2 separate regions of the Homo sapiens genome follow, and region 2 is linked to region 1. A link is a contact called in ENCODE Hi-C or POLR2A ChIA-PET data. All regions are on one chromosome and are shown on one strand. The core of a region is the stretch at or near the end of the contact, and the rest is flanking DNA. Distances in the headings are between cores, read along the strand shown. Region 1 holds the start of TSPAN7 (tetraspanin 7). Region 2 overlaps TSPAN7 (tetraspanin 7).

What was found. A loop is a pair of places that touch in the nucleus more often than their neighbours do. ChIA-PET counts read pairs that join two places held with the same protein, here RNA polymerase II (POLR2A). Pooled maps may share reads with other maps.
Region 2: a loop to region 1 is called in a map of HepG2, with 4 times the contacts of the local background. The contact joins the enhancer-like site here to the promoter of TSPAN7 in region 1. A Hi-C loop is called at or near these places in 3 of 168 maps with a recorded cell type or tissue (HepG2, heart left ventricle and heart right ventricle) and 5 of 50 pooled maps. POLR2A ChIA-PET finds 5 or more read pairs at or near these places in 2 of 52 experiments (T-cell and WTC11).

The regions. Positions count from the first base shown.
Region 1 is chrX:38,558,266-38,563,175 of GRCh38, reverse strand. It overlaps TSPAN7 (tetraspanin 7), which reads right to left and starts at 1,634. Exons shown (of 8, transcript NM_004615.4): 1 at 1,549-1,634. The coding sequence starts at 1,629. RefSeq lists an enhancer at 1,033-1,534.
Region 2 is chrX:38,634,073-38,639,463 of GRCh38, reverse strand. All of the region lies in intron 1 of TSPAN7 (tetraspanin 7), which reads right to left. Among named protein-coding and RNA genes, the nearest start is that of TSPAN7, 75 kb to the right of the region's middle. Within about 2 kb of position 1,828, at least 2 of the 41 ENCODE cell types and tissues checked have a DNase peak (open chromatin) inside an H3K27ac peak, as active enhancers do.

The DNA of each region.
Region 1 (4,910 bases), core at 385-2,884:
AGAGCTCCTGGTATGTGTGGTCTGGGGAGTCCATACCTTCCCTGACTTGAAGAACCACCAACGCCAGCGATAAGGAAATGTCCGGGTGCATTAGGAATATTTTTGATCCTCAATAAATCTCTGCTTCTTCCTTGACCATTGCAAACAGTCCGGTTTGCCATCTAGCTGATTCTCGGTACCTCATACAGCACTGTGCTCCAGTTTCAAAGCAAAAATAGGGCTAATATATGGTGGTGGGTGAGGGGCGGGGGTGAGGGGTGCAAGAAGAAAACAAGCAAAGGTTGAACTGGCTTTTCCTACAGAGCCTCAGATTTCAAAATGACTGCCGTAGAAGCTAAAATGACCCAGATTTGGGGGACAAGGGGGGAAGAGGGTCGATATTCATTCCCCTGCGGGGTAGCTGTAGCTTGATTATGGGCGTAAGGAACTAGGGAAGACGGGGTCACCGACATGAAAAGAGAAATAACAGGGAATGGTCTTTAAGTACCACGCACCTCTCTCAGTGAATCACTGCAGTGTCAGCCCTGCACTGATTCCATGATTTGCCAAACAGGATGAGGTAAGGCACAAGCCTGGAGCCCCCTCCTCCTCCTCCTCCTCCCCCTCCTCCTCCTCCCCCCTCCCCCGCGCAGAAAGGCGCATCCCTCCGCGAGGTGCACCACGCAGCCCCCCGCGGCCCTGGCTGAGGGGTGACGTCACCCTTCTGCATTGAGCTTCAAGGACCGGCGGCAGCACTGGATAGATGGGGAGTAGAGTTGGGGCGCTATCTCTATCACCAAGTGGAGGGGACCCTCTGCCAGGGCGCTGCGGATTGTGCTCATGCAGTGACAGAACCACCAGATAGGGAGTGTAAGGATGCAGGGAGGTGGGAAAGGAATCCAAAGACTCATCTCTTGGGTCACCAAGAAACCTCAAAGATGCCCCCGGCTTATGTAAGACCCTCTCCCTTTCGTGCGCCTCCACGCGGTGACAACGCCTGCTCCCCATCGTGCGCTTGGGAGACTTCGGTCGCCCTTGCCCAGCCAGGCAGGCACGGTGCTTCTGGTGCCTCCCTCCCGCAGCCCCGTGGGGTCAGGAATAACTGGGAATCTGAGATTAAACCCCACGCTCCCGTGTCCTCTCCTAGCCCGCCACAGGTTAGCTCCAAGAGGCGCCGCGAACCGGCTGGTAGGGGAAGGGAGAGAAAGGTGTACAGCGAGGAAAACAGACGAATAAACCCGCAACTTTCCCCAGGAGCTGACCCTATCCCGGGAGATTATAAAAGAAACTAATGCATTAACATTTTTTTTTTGGAAGGTCGACAACCTGCAGTCACCGACACTCCGCAGCCCCTTGCAGCCTGCGCGGAGCGAGGTCTAGGGTTCCAGCAGCCCCGACCCGCACCCTGCCATCCTGCAGCCCCGACCCAGCACCCCGCGCCTGTCTCCTTAAAGAGGGGTCCCAGATTTGATTTTTGGTTTGGGTTTTCCTCCCCACTTCTTTTCTCAGAGCATCATCATACGGACCGATGGACAGCGACTCGGCCACCGGCCCGGCGTGGGCACTTACCCAGAAGACGAAGGAGTAGATGATGAGGAGGGTTTTGAGACAGGTTATCACAGGTTTGGTCTCCATTCTCCTCGATGCCATACTACAGAGCTCCGGCGGCGGCGGCGGCGGCGGCAGGCGGCGGGCGGGCGCGCGGGAGGGGGAAGAGGCGGGGCGGGGCGGGGCGGCGCGGGGCGGGGGCGCGTGCCGCGAGAGGCCTCGTGAGCGCGCAGGCGAGGCCGTGCGCGTGCGTGAGCGCGCACCGCGCGGGGCTCCTACTGAAAAAGCCGGGCCGGGCAGTGACTGCGCATGCGGGAAACGCCGCCCGCGTTCGCAATACTGCGCAGGCTTAGACCCCCAGCGGAGGAGGGAGGCGAGGCCAGGCGAGGCCAGGCGAGGCGACACGGGGCGCGGCAGGACAGTGGGGAGGGAATGGGAGAATTTAGAGGCCGGGTCAGAGGTCACGGGAACCTCTCCCAGTCCGCCCTGGCATTTAGATTTCTGCTTTGTACACAGTTGGGCGTTACATTTGCAGGTATGCCTGCACCTGGCTATGGGAAGTTTATGGGTGCCCCGCTGCCCATCAGTCACGTTTCTGCATTTTGACACCCCCCAGGGCCTTCTCACATGGAAATGGCCCCGTAGTCATGTCCTTGGCAACCAGCAGGCCTTGTTTGTGCCAGGAACAGACAGGTGGCCAGAGATACAGCTGGAGGGATGGGCAGGAACGCCGGAGCTCAGACAGACCCCAAATCCTCGCCACCACAGGTATCTGCAGGCTCCTCCATTTTTCAGATTTGTCTTACATTTTGAAATAATAAAACGAAATGACAAGAAAGGTCTGTATGAGGCGTCATTCTTGCTGCGCATACAATGTTTAACAGAATACAGAAAAATGTTTAATATGCCTGAGAATCATTTGCAGCGCGCTAACAAGTACAGTCCACCTCCCTCCTGTAAAGGAAAGCTGCATTGAGGTCAAAAAATAATGTTCACAACCAATTTGGAGTTCCTCAAAAAGTTGAACAGAGTTTGCATATGATCTAGCAACTCCATTCCTGGGTATTTACCCAAGAGAAATGAAAATATATGCCCACACAAAACCATATACATGAATGTTTATAGCGGCATTATTCACAATAGCCAAAAATTGGAAACAACTCAAATATCCGTCAGCTGATGAGTGGATGACCAAAATTCGGTGCCTCCATACAACGGAAAATTATTCGGCCACAAAAAAGAATGAAGTACTACTGGTAAATGCTGCAACGTGGATGAACCTTGAAAATATGCTAAGCGAAAGACGCCAGACACAAAAGACCACATATTGAATGATTCATGTATAGGAAATATCCAAAATAGACAAATCCATAGAGACAAAAGAGATTAGTGGTTGCAGCGAGTGGGAGGCAGGAATGAGGTGACTTTTAATGGGTAAGCGGCTTCTTTTTAGAGTAATGAGAATGTTCTAGAATTACATAGTGATGATGGTTGCACAATACTGTGAATTACTAAAAACCACTGAGTTGTATACTTTAAGAGGATGACTTTTATGATATATTAATTATATCACAATAAAAACGTACATTCCACCCAGATATGGTTTGTAGAGGAACACACAGATTCAGTGGGAGATTTAGCTTGATTGCTAAGAGACTAGTCAAAAACAGCAACACTATCACAGGTTAACTCAATCGTGGATGATGATGTTAAGGATACATATTTGTGAAAGAGTGAAAAACAGAGTCAATAAGGCTTGGGAAAAGCCTGCTAAGGTCAGTTGTTACAGGAGTAATTATTACCTCTATCCAGTTATATGTGGTCTCAGGTCAATAAGGTAACTGTATGAACAGGACAAAAATATGAGGAAGAGGAGAACCTGTTTAAGGAAATTGTCAACTATAACAAAAAGGTATGTGGGCATACAAGGGTGGAATATAGGTGCAGGTGAAAGAAGGGACAGGTTGAGCAAGGTGTCTGTTATAAAGGGGTCTTGGCACACTGATTCTCGATGCTGGGTGCTCATTTGCATCACCTGGTGTTTTAAAACAATTATGAATGCCTGTGCCCAATCCCAGCTATTTGGAGTCATTTGGTGTGGGGTGAAAGCTCCGCGTTTTAGAAGCTCTTCAGGTGGTCTGAATATTAAGCAAGAGTTGAGGGGCATTGCCCCATACTGCAATGAACTTAAACCCAACTTCAGAGAGGAGCTTTCTCTTTCATTCTTACAGACTCCAGGCTGATTCCAACTGCTGCAGCAGCAGGGAAAGGATACTGAAGACTTCAAGCCCAGTGGGTATCCTTAGCATCAAAAGATCTTGGCCATGTATAATTATTTTGTAAAGAGGTCAGAAATCTCAATGTTCAGCCCAACAGTGACACTGCTAAGCATCATAGATAATTTGGTGAGTTAATATATGACATTCACAGAAGACACCCATCAGTTTAAGCTAACTCACCGTCTCACAGTTTGGAGCATTTTTGGAATATCTCTTAGGTCCAGATTCTTGAAAACTTGGACTGTTCTAGCAAAAATAAACCATTTAAATATAAAGATAAATATGAATATTCAGTAATGTAATTAGTAGATAAATTAACATAGCTTGTAGCTAGATCCTTGCTCTCCAATTGTGGCCCATGACATATATATAGGGTGACAAGCCATCCCAGTTTGCCCAGGACTGAGGGGTTTCCCTGCATTCAGGATTTTCATTGCTAAAACCAGGAAGGCCTTGCGCAAACCAGAACATATTAGTCACACTAACCCTGAGCTGGCAGCATTGACATCCACTGGAAGAGCTGTTTGAACATGCAGAACCTCAAGCCCCACTCCAAGCCCATGTTAACAAGATCTCCAGGGGAGTCAGATGCACAGTAATGTCTGTCATGTATTATGGATTGAATTGTGTCCTCCCAAAAGATATATTGAAGTCCAGGCTAGGTGCGGCTGAAGTCCTAACCCCAGTACCTCAGAATGTGATCTTATTTGGAAATAGGGTTGTTGCAAATATAATTAAGACAAGGTCATACTGGAGTAGTGGGGGCCCATAATCCAAGCACTTTTAAGGGCTCATATCCTTAAAAGAAGAGACACAGGGAGAGGGCCATAGGAAAACACAAAGACACACAGGGAGAAGGCCATTGTGACAACAGAAGTAGAGATCAGAGTGATGCAGCTACAAGCCAAAGACTGCCAAGGATTGATGGTCACCTCCAGAAGCTAGGAGGAGGCAAGGAAGGATTCTACCCAGAGTCTCAGAGAGAGGATGGCCCTGCTGACACTTTGATGTCAGACTCCTAGCCTCTAGAACTGTGAGATAATACATTTCTGTTTTTTTTAAAGCCACCCAGCTTGTGGTACTTTGTTACAGCAGCTGTAGGAA
Region 2 (5,391 bases), core at 579-3,078, 76 kb before region 1:
ATATTCCAGGCAGAAGGGAAAATATAAGAACCAAATCAGACGATGTAAAGTGGCCATCTCACATGGCATATGAATGCTGGACTTGTGTGCTACGCTCAGTGGAATCCCCTCTCCACCACTCACAGGTATGTGACCTTGGACAAGTTACATAACTTCCTTAGTACCCAGTTTATTTTTTTTCTCTGTAAAAGGGGGATGACAACAGACACCTCAGGGGGGCTGTTACAAGGATCAGATGAAATAATGTAAAGTAAATCACTTAGGTCTGTGACTAACACTAAATGCCCAATAACCCAGAGTTGCTGCTATTCTTATCTCATTATCACACGAGAAGTCCCTTCTAAAGACTAAATAAACATGCCTTTGAGGAGACTTTCTAGATGTGGCTGGGGAGAGCTTGCTAAAACAATTCCTTATCCATATAATCAGTCAGAGGCAAAGGGTGTCGTAAAGATAGCTAAATATATTTCTCCATGTACACTAGGAGGCTTCTTTCTACCTATTAAAGCATGAAAAGAAAAGACACTTCGTCTTTCCCCAGCAAAGTCCCTGCTTGCTGTATGTCTTAAACCCCTGCATTCCAGAGAAAAGCCTTGAATATCCAAAATGCTTACAGAGCATCATACTGGGCTAAATTGAATTTTCTTATTAACCAAGAATTAATAGAAGACCAATTTGTCTTAATTCAAAAAAATCTGAAGCCCATGAGTACACCCCTTGCCTTAGAACATGCAGTGTGGCCATAATTTAATCTGTCTTTAATGATTTAAGACCTGGAGTGCCCAAGGCCCATATAATTAAGGAAGGTTCCACACAATTGAGGCTTTGCAGAGCAGGAGCTGGCCCAACTTTAAAGGCAAGCTGATGGGAATGGTAGGTACTTTGAGACTAAGGTAGAAGATAGGGCTCTACAATCAGGGGCTTCCAGACTTGACCACGATCTACATAAAAAATCAGATTTATGCTGAATATCCATATACGTACACATATACAGCTTAAACATGGCTTTCTCAAAACAATACTTACCCTCACTATGAGCATGTATTCTATTTTCTACTCCATTGTATTCAATATTTTAAAATGTTGATCATGACTCACTAAGATGATCTTTGTAACCCACAGTGTGAAAAACCTTTTTATAGGTAGCACTCAGATTGTACCATAGGGGGCCTGCCCTGTGATTTTGGAGAGAGAAAGTCACATAGGGTGAAGGAGGTAAGTCAATACAATTTCAATTTTTTAAAAATGGGCAGAAGATTAAAGACTGTAGCATTTTACCAGAAGTGGGAAGTTAGCGGGGAGAGAGGTATAGCTCCCTAACGTGCAGTTGTAGGAAGGTGCTCATTCTCCCTGCTTTGCAGAGTTAGCCAGGGACCCATGCCATGCCCTACAAAGTAGGGGTACATAGTGTGGAATCCTTAACACTTTCATTAATAGGCCAATCATGGGTGGCTGCCTATAGGGTGCTCTCTGGTGGCTCCAGGTCTGATGTAACAGTCAGTGAAGTCCCCCGGGGCTGGAGCAATCTGTTACCTCTTGAGGGGCCTATAGCGTACACTAATATTGACACATCCTTCTGCTGCAAAATAAGCTAAAAATCACTAAAATATGAAAATATTTTTTCACTTATTCAACTGTCACATATGTCTGTGGGAACCCCAAGTACACCAGAGGCACTTCTCCACAAAGAAGCTTCTATCAATGGGAAGCCTAGTGTGTCACGGACCACCCGTGTGGCACAGCACTGCCATCCAGGGAAAATAAACTTGCAACTAGGAGAAAACCATTGGCAGCCATCCACGTTGGCAAACTGCTGTGTGCATGTGGCACATGGGAAGATTCCTATCAGCAGGGGCTTACTCTCCTGTGGGGAAAGATGGCTGGGTTTCAAGAGGCACTGGGAAGGAAAAAGTGAGTTCAGCAGCCTCAACAATAACTAAGCAGCACATGAAGGAAAACAAGCTCTGCTGAGCTGGGCCACCCAAGGGATCTGGGGTTGAACTGAAGCAATGATAGCCATGACATTTCTAAGTCTAGGAGCAAGGACACAAGATTATATATCTCTTTTAGAATAGACTGGCCTTGAGCGTGTAAAACGGAAGCAAACTGGGGAGGGAGTTTTAGAGGAAGCAAATATTTGCCATGGTGCACAAGGTTAAAGCAACATCAGAATAACTGTATTCATGGGAACATACAGGTCATATGAATTAAAAACAGTATTTTTGGAATTTTACAGGAAGGAAATCTGCCCACTAGAATACCCAAAGGCCAATTTGCAAGACACCAACAGCAGCAGTAAGCTGAAATCCTAACCAGGACACAGGAACTTCCAGGGTTGCTAGCTAAGGAAACACCTCCCAGAAAGTCAGGATGTAACAATGAGCCTCAATTATGAAGGGGTTATTTCTTACATAGTCGTGTGCTTTGTAACATCTTGGCTATTTGTCCCGTGATGTTTCTTCAACAGGACTGTAGTTTTATTAGAGAAATTATGGACAAAAAGAAATCCGGCCAGGCGTGGTGGCTCACGCCTATAATCCCAGCACTTTGGGAGCCCACGGCTGGCGGATCACCTGAGGTCAGGAGTTCGAGACCTCCTTTTTGTACTAAAAATACAAAAATCAGCTGGGAGTGGTGGCAGATGCCTGTAATCCCAGCTACTCCGGAGGCTGAGGCAGGAGAATTGCTTGAACCCGGGAGGCGGAGGTTGCAGTGAGCCAAGATCGCGCGATTGCACTCCAGCCTGGGTGACAGAGTGAGACTCTGTCTGACTAAAAAAAAAAGAAAAAAGAAAGAAAGAAATCCCTGCCCTACCCCTCATGCTGATTCTGTCACAGGGTATACAGTCTTGGCCTCTGTGGGCCTGCCTCCCACCAGGTGACTCAGCACTGTCCTCTACTGCTGGTGTTGTCTTTCACTTCTGCTCAATATGATAGCCTTGGGGCTGGAGTTCCACCATTTTCCATGATGCTCTGATCTTTGAGTTCATTCTCATCCAAAACTTATCTTGGGGATTTGCTTAGCAGTCTCACTGATCCTAAGTGCAAGAAATTTGATTTTGAACAGGGACAACTGTTTGAACAGAAAGTAACTTGCAATTTTAAATGTTTCTCTACGAGAAGAGAATGAGTAACGGTTATTCACTCAAAGTCAGGGTGATAGTTATGAAAGAATTTTGTATGAGCAAGGGAAAAGAAAACAATAAAAGAAAATGGCTTCTGTCCTGCTGTTAAGTAGGTTGACTTATTAAACAGTGGACAGGGCAGGTATACTTAGCTGTTCTGATCAACAGTGAGAGGTTTATTGCACTCAAATGTGGCCTGATTCTGGGGTATAGCCCCCTTATGTTTTGCAAAATAAATAAATAAATAAATAAATAAATAAATAACAAAATGAAAAAAAACCCTAATTAGCAAATGCATAAAATTAATGGGGCTACAAAGAAGGACTTTTAAAAGTTTCACCTGAAAATGAATAATAGAATCCTTTGCCAGAAATGGGAAGTTTGTGATGAACTTCATGGGGTACTACTCATAAAGGCCTGCACAGCACAGGGCCACTCAGAACCATGGCCTACCTCAACTGGAAGGGCCCACATAGCTAGTGGTAACAGTGTTTTAGAAAATGGGCTTTGGGGTGAGACAGAGTTGCGTTTGAGTCCTACTCTGCAATTTATTGCTGTAGAACTTGGGACAAGTTATTTCTGCTTCAATTTCCTCATCTACAAATGAAGATAATATTCATACTTTTTTCACAAGGTTATACTAAGGACTGAATGAGGTTAACACATAGCATGGGGCATATAGTAAGTGTTCAATAGACATTAAGTATCATCATCATCATTTTAGATTATTCCAGAATTTACTTTTCCTCTCTTTCCGGCAAGGATGTTTCTAAGAACAAAAGAGCATTAATTTTCATCAACTGAGATGGGAAATGGTGTGAATTTCTTAAGAAATGTAACCAGAGACCTACATCATCTTCCTCAGGAAATGGAAATAGTATAGAAGATCCCTTTATGACACCACCTCTGCCCCCAAAAGTCTTGCCAAAGCCTAACAGAAGAGGTATTTCATAGTATTTTTCTACCTTTGAGGGCATCTTGGCCTCAACTAGAAAATCCTTGCACCCAAGGTAAAAAATTCAAACTAGATCTAGGGGTGTGTTTCATTTAAAATTAACTTAAAATTGACTTAATTGACTGGACTAATTAGCTCCTTTCTCTTCCAAACTTCAGGGTTCCAAGTAAAGGTATAATTTATTTTCATGGAAGGAAGTTATGTCATAGAAGTATTCCCAAGTACACATCTATATAAGGCAGATTAAAGAGAGAGAGAGAGAGGAAGGATAATCTGAAGAGACAGCAAGAGTCCAGGCAGCAGGTATTCAAGTTCACTGCCTGGAAGATCACCATGGAGTCAGAACCAGGGCTATGCTTGTTCTCCCACCCCGACCCAGGGGCCACATCCTTCTCCCCTTGTGGCCTTTGCCCTAGATAAATGTCTTCATGCTTGTGCTTGGGGGAGGGGCTCACTTCCTGGATCCCTCCTGACCATGGCTTCTTATCAGGTTATGCACATGAGCGGCAGTAGTTCAGAAATACCATCTGGCTGAGGTTCAAGTGCTCATCCTTGCACCTCTTGAGTCTCAATTTTCTCATACCCCTGAGAGGCTGGAAAGAAGTTTTATGAGGACCCCTGGAGGCTGCAGAGAGTTGTATCAATAAATGTGAGGTCCCTCATGAAGGAAAAGGAGCAAGAAGGAAAAGAAAATCTGGATGCTGGGAATAAAGTCCCTAAGTAGATGGAGAAATTGGTCTGCTGCTACCATGGTGGTTTTCTCCAGCCCACTTATAAAACTCAGCCCATCTCAGAGACAGATGAGGTAGAATCAGGGGCCTAGCCAAAACAACTGGATGTAGATCTGTGGGGTGAAACACAGACCAGCAAGGTCACAGTCCTAACAGGAGAATGAGTCAAGTGCCAAGTCCCAGAAACGAGGAACATGGTTCAGTTTTAAATTAGCTGCAGGACAGATCTCTAACAGGATATGGACAAACGTTTTACAAAATTCTGCAATTCTTCACATATATGCATGAGTTGTGGAATGATACAGGAATAAGTACTTGATGGTGTTTACCTTTTAAAGCCTTATGCAGGTCTACTGGAGATTTTAGATTCTTAAGGATGTGTTCCAATTTGACTTTTCCTCTCCCCCAAATCTTCGAATACCTCAGTAGTCTCTCCTATCAGGCACCCAACTTCAAGGACTTTCTTGTCAGTTATTTCTTTGCACTAAGACCATCTGTATACATATTTAAATTAATTCCAATTTAATTATTCCGATTCGAATTAAAAGTGACAATGACTGGTCCTAAAAATTTTTATTTAC